2 separate regions of the Homo sapiens genome follow, and region 2 is linked to region 1. Evidence: chromatin loops called from intact Hi-C (ENCODE). Cell type or tissue: mammary epithelial cell. All regions are shown on one strand. Links, peaks and the distances in the headings refer to the core of each region. The heading gives the core; the rest is flanking DNA.

Region 1 (2,915 bases), core at 140-2,639:
TCAATAAGAGGGTGGGAAGGTAGAGAAAAAAATTCAGTGATCACTGGTATAGACTATAAATATTTTTGTTACAAGGCTTTCTTTTGGCCTCTCTTCTAACCCATAACTGAGTGAAATAAAGCATATACACAATATACACCACATATGCTAAACAGGTTTAAAAGATATTAAAGGTTGAAAACTTCATTTAAAAACAATTACTTTTAAAGATAAAAACCAATATTATAAAGGGGTCATACTGCTGCTATTAAATCTTATGTACAATAATATTTATTGAGCACTGTGTACCAGATACTGTGTTTAGTATATTATTTCATTCAATCCTCACAGCATTCCCCAAAATGAAGTATTGATATATTCTGTTACAGATAAGGAAATTGAGGCTTAGATGCCAAAAGTTCTGCTACAATCAGATTTTAAACCTAAAGCCTATGAATTAATGGGACTGAGTATTCATTTTACATTTATCTACAGAAATATTAGACTAACTTGTAGTATTCCGAGGCAGTTTCAAATTCACCAAGAAATATATATGCATTTCCAAGGTTGCTATATGCTCTTCTTTCAGCTGCTTTATCTCCAAATTCTTTTGCAATAAGGAGACGCTGAAACAAACAATTTTAATTAGATGTAGATAAAATAAAACTGAAGAATGATCTAATCACTGTTCAGAACTTTGATGGAGGAAATGATCTGGCTCCAAGGCTTTCCACTGTACCTGCTCATGAGCTATAACTGCATCCCTGAAGTTGCCAAGGAGGTAATGTGTGTTTCCAAGATTTCCAAAGGCACGTCCTTGTGCCGCTCGGTCACCCAAAGCAGTCACTAATGATAGGTTTTCCCTAAGGGATCGCAAAAAGTGATGAAAAAATAAGTTTGCAGAACAATTTTATGTATGTGATTTACATATCTAATTCTTTTTATCAGAAAAAAATGTAGGGAAGCTTACAGCCATAATGTGCAACATTTTAAGGATGACATCTATGATGAAGAGCAATTATAGGAAATAGCTGGGAACACTTTATTAAACTATTCAGATAGGTTTCTGCCCAGGGTCAAGCACAGAGTTAATCTTGGAACCCCTATAGTTAAGTAGTTCTATGAAATTCTATTGGTAAAAGACTAAATTACTCTAAATAACAGACCAACCATTGACATTTCTTGCTTTTGCCACTAAGTGGCACTGGTCTGCAACTTAAATGAAAGCTGCAGATTACTACTAATATAACACTGTAACATTTAAGCAACTGAATTGATGATTTTGCTAGTTCATAACTTTAAAATCTTTGCCAAACTTAAAAACTTACTACTGAATAAAGAACGTACAGCAGATCCACGGCTTAGATGGGCCTACATGACTGCCCATATCAGCCCCTACTCACTCATAAAAATCCACGGCTGCCTGCAGAGCATCTCTCACTTCTTCTGGAAATTCTCCTACATCCTGGGGACCAGGGCAACCAAAACTTTTCCCTTTGGCATGATACACATTCCCAAGATTGTAAAGTGCTCTTGCTTCTCCCACCTAAATGAAGACATCAGCAAAGTTTACATTTTGAAAACAGAGGTCAGGTTTATCATATATATTTGTAATATCCTTAGTATTACGGACAAGGGAAAAAAATTTTTATATTGGCTCTCCATACAGAACCAATCAAATAATTACTTATGAAAGACCTCTTACTATTTCCTTCTTTTTCTCCATTAAATTTTTTTTCTTTTACTTCTATTAGTCTATAAATGTTTTCTTTTTTGGTATTAATTTTAAAATAAACTATAGAATAATTAAATAGTATTAAAATGCAAAGCCCTTTGAATGAAAATATTAGGCCTACCATCTAATGCTGCGGTATTACCTTGTCATTAAGCTCTCTGGAAATATCTAGGTGTCGCTGACAACAAACTATGGCTTCGTCAAAATTCCCAAGAACTTTTAAGGTGTTTCCCAGATTACCACTAGCTTTCGCTTCCCCCAGCTGGTCTCCAATAGTCCTGAAAAAAACAAAAAACAAAAAACAAAAAACCAAATGGTATTAAAATACAAATGGTGTTAAAATATAAAGTAGCCAGAGTACAGTTTTCCAAGAGGACAAACTGACATGCTTAAGGTAAGAAAAACCCATTGGCTTTGAAACCTACTTTAAATAAATATTTAAAACTTACATTTCTGGATTTGAATGTAATTAGTTTTCATCCATTTAATTAAACTCTAGGGTCAATTCACTACTATTCATTCAATTAAACTGTGTTCAGCCTAAAGGTTAGTTTTGAAAAGCGATGTTACTGAAGTAGAACTCATTAAATGTATTAAGTTAGTTTTTGTTAATTGAATAGAAATATTTTTTAAAGTAATAGCTAATTTCAGAAGGAAGAATATTTAAAAGCTTAAATTAATTACCTTGCAAGGGTTAAATCATGATGGTGATATTCTAATGCTTTGGCATAATCATGCAAATAGAAATAAGCATTGCCCAACTGGCTGTAAATAGCGCTAAGTGTTTTTAGGTCTTCAGTTCCAACTTGAACTGCAGCTTCAAAGAATGACACGCCAGCGCGGCAGTCTCCTGATTTACATAGACGTTCCCCTTCCAAGGCCAGCTCTAGGCAAGAAGCTTCCATTCTACAAAATTATACAGGACAGACATTTAAACATAACATTACAGCTGCATCACAGTATTTTTAACTTCCCGTAATATAATTTAAGCGGCTACTCTTGTTCAGGGCAGCTGCCTCTATAACTGAAGTTTATATACATTCCTGATAAAACAGTAAGCAGTTATTTGTAGCAAGAGGTAATTTGCCTATTCGAATTTCTCTGAGCCTGCTCAGAGAGGTCAGGATAGCTAAATATCTTTATGTGGAGCTCATTTTAATTGGCCCAGAGCAATCCACGTTACTAGTGAAAGAGCCTAAAG
Region 2 (2,915 bases), core at 256-2,755, 80 kb after region 1:
TTGGCTCACTGCAGCCTTGACCTCCTCGGCTCAAGTGATCCTCCTGGCACAGCTTCCTGGGTAGCTGGGAGTACAGGCATGTGATACCACAGCTAGCTACTTTTTTTTTTTTTTTGGTAGAGATGGGGTCTTACTATGTTGCCCAGGCTGATCTTGAACTCCTAGCCTCAGCAATCCTCCTACCTCAGTCACCCAAAGCACTGGGATTACAGGCATGAGCCACTGTGGCAGGCCCACCCAATTAAGTTTTTTAATCAGGGAATTTAAAAATTTCTTAGTGTTTTAAAGGGTCAGTCTAGCTACTGAAGGAGTGGAAACGAATTAGAGGAGTTAAGATTGGAGGACAAAGGCCAAATAAGAGGCCAGTGCAATAATTCAGGTGAGATGATGCAGCTTGACCAAGGGTGGTGGAGATGGAAAGAGAAAAGTCTGTGTATTCATTCAAGAGCTATTTAAGAGACAGAACCAATAGCGCAGCAGAGTGGCTAACAATTCAGGCTCTGCACTCAGAGCCACTCAGTCTGAACCTACTACCCTCCACCATAGTCTAGCACAGTGTTTAAGAACGTGACCTTTGGAGACTTCTTGGTTTTTTTTTTTTTTTTTTGAGATGGAGTTTCACTATTTCGCCCAGGCTGGAGTGAAGTGGCACGATCATGGCTCACTGCAACCTCTGCCCCACCAGGTTCAAGTGAGTCTCCTGCCTCAGCCTCCCGTGTAGCTGGGATTATAGGCACCCGCCACCATGCCCAGCTAATTTTTGTATTTTTAGTAGAGACGGGGTTTCGCTATGTTGACCAGGCTGGGCTCCAACTCTTGACCTCAGGTGATTCACCCACCTCGGCCTCCCAAAGTGCTGGGATTACAGGCGTGAGCCACCATGCCTGGCCGACTTCTTGGGTTTGTCTTGGTTCTGTGTCCTTGGGCAGGTTCCTTGACCTATGTGTGCCTCCATTTCCCCGCATGTAAAGTGGGAATCATAATGGTGCCAAACTCATTGAGGACTGAGTCCATACATATAAAGCACTTAGAATGGTACCAGGCTCATAATAAGTACTCAGCAAGCGATGGCTGTTATACTGTTGACAGTGGAGACTGATGGGATATGGGGAGAGAGAGGACTCTGCACCACTCTGCTATCCCCTGCCCAGAGTATTTCATTAGTTAGGGGCCCCGGATGCTGGACCACCTCTTGCCTGGAGGATCAATCCAATGTGTTAAAATAACTTGCAGAACCAATTGATGCTCCTATGGTAGGGGAGAGGGATGAAAGGATATTTTCTGGAGATGATATTCCTCACAAGTGTTTTATGCACCAAAGTAATGCTTAACAGAGGAAACCTGAAGCCGGAGGAAGCTGTGAGGGTGGCTCTATGACTGCTCAGTCAACAGGCAAGTTCTCATGGCATCCCTCAGGGCCACTGCTCATGCTTGAGAAAAGCCTAACTCCAGGCAGTGCCCTTCACAGACTATGCAAATAACCCCCTAGAGCCATGCTCTGCACAACCTTAACAGCCCAGTGGCCCTGCACCCCTCACTCACCTAGTGCAGACTTCTGGCCCATCCCTGAGAGAGAACCAATCACAGTGTAGCAGGCAAGGGGAGCCTGTTTACTTCAAAAGGAGCTGCTTTTATTTTTTGACTGCTTCTGCCTCCTTGGGGTGAAAGCTCACTGGTGCCAGAATGAACTCAACCCAAGGTACCTGCAATTGGCAGTTTTGTGTATTTGTTTTATAAAAATGCAAGGTAGAAAGTTGGCCCCAAAAGGCCGGACGCGGTGGCTCAGGCCTGTAATCCCAGCACTTTGGGAGGCCGAGGCGGGCGGATCACGAGGTCAGGAGATCGAGACCATCCTGGCTAACACGGTGAAACCCCATCTCTACTAAAAAAAAATACAAAAAATTAGCCGGGCGTGGTGGCGGGCGCCTGTAGTCCCAGCTACTCGGGAGGCTGAGGCACGAGAATGGCGTGAACCCGGGAGGCGGAGCTTGCAGCGAGCAGAGATCACACCACTGCACTCCAGCCTGGGCAACAGAGCGAGACTCTGTCTCAAAAAAAAAAAAAAAAAAAAAATTAAAAAAAAAAAAAGAAAGTTGGCCCCAAAAGAATGAAAACGGAATAAAAAATGTGTTTAGAGTCTTGCCTCTTTCTGTACTAGAGGAAAAGGAGATCAATTCCGGGAGAAAACACCCGCATGGTCATGGCAACAACCATTTTCTGAAGCCCAGCTGCGGTCAGCCACATGGGAGTATGAGAGCTAGGAGGGCAGCGGGTGCACGAATCCACCCACACCCAAACCACACAGAGCCATTACCTACCACAGAGCTGACGTGAACAGGAGTGTGCTTGAGGGTGGCGCTTGACACAAGTATCAATGTGCTTTTGTCTTCCAGAAAAAAACTTCAGGCTTTCATGACCTACAGCTCAGACCCTGCAACACCCTCACCCCATTTCTACTCCTGCAGGATTTCTGGAAGCAAATCCTTATGTGACTTTGATAGCACTGAAGAAATAAAATCTGAGGTGAGGACTTAGAAAATCATTCGAGAAGCATTGCAGCTCGTAAGTTTGATCTTGATGCCCACAGAACTGGCAGCTCTTAAGTTATTACAGTATCAGAGCTTCAGAAAATGCTCTGCTAAAGACAATTTTGTGCTCAGAACTAAGCTAAAGACACACAGCCTCAGCAGTCGCAAGGTTTGTATTATTCTAAATTGGTTCCAAGGGAAATTTCCTGGAGAAAGTGATTTGTGGGTGGTGCCTCAGCTACAGGATTTCCCTGGCCGGGGGTTGAAGGCACTGGGTCTGTTCCAGTGACACTGTGATCAGAGTTGCCAACAGTTTCCTATTTCAAATCACTAACTCGAATCCCCAGGCCACTTTCAAATGTTTCCATACGCATGCGCTGTATCCCT

Evidence for each region. A loop is a pair of places that touch in the nucleus more often than their neighbours do. Peaks named below come from ENCODE experiments on the same cell type or tissue, not always from the same donor. Only the 100,000 strongest peaks of a DNase experiment are listed, where the experiment ranks them.
Region 2: a loop joins it to region 1, with 6 times the contacts of the local background. A loop is called at or near these places in 97 of 110 quality-filtered maps.

Annotation. Positions count from the first base shown.
Region 1 is chr1:108,896,569-108,899,483 of GRCh38, reverse strand. It overlaps GPSM2 (G protein signaling modulator 2), which reads right to left. Exons shown (of 15, transcript NM_013296.5): 3 at 2,399-2,620; 4 at 1,857-1,992; 5 at 1,383-1,525; 6 at 719-842; 7 at 490-605. Among named protein-coding and RNA genes, the nearest start is that of GPSM2, 21 kb to the right of the region's middle. In mammary epithelial cell, for the core only: a CTCF peak has its summit at 1,170 (motif pointing right); no DNase peak of the experiment used is centred there.
Region 2 is chr1:108,816,656-108,819,570 of GRCh38, reverse strand. AKNAD1 (AKNA domain containing 1) reads left to right here. Exons shown (of 16, transcript NM_152763.5): 15 at 2,394-2,523. All of the region lies in intron 1 of LOC105378891 (a long non-coding RNA gene), which reads right to left. Among named protein-coding and RNA genes, the nearest start is that of AKNAD1, 39 kb to the left of the region's middle. In mammary epithelial cell, for the core only: a CTCF peak has its summit at 1,658; a DNase peak (open chromatin) is centred at 2,300; H3K4me3 peaks cover 272 bases; H3K27ac peaks cover 1,230 bases.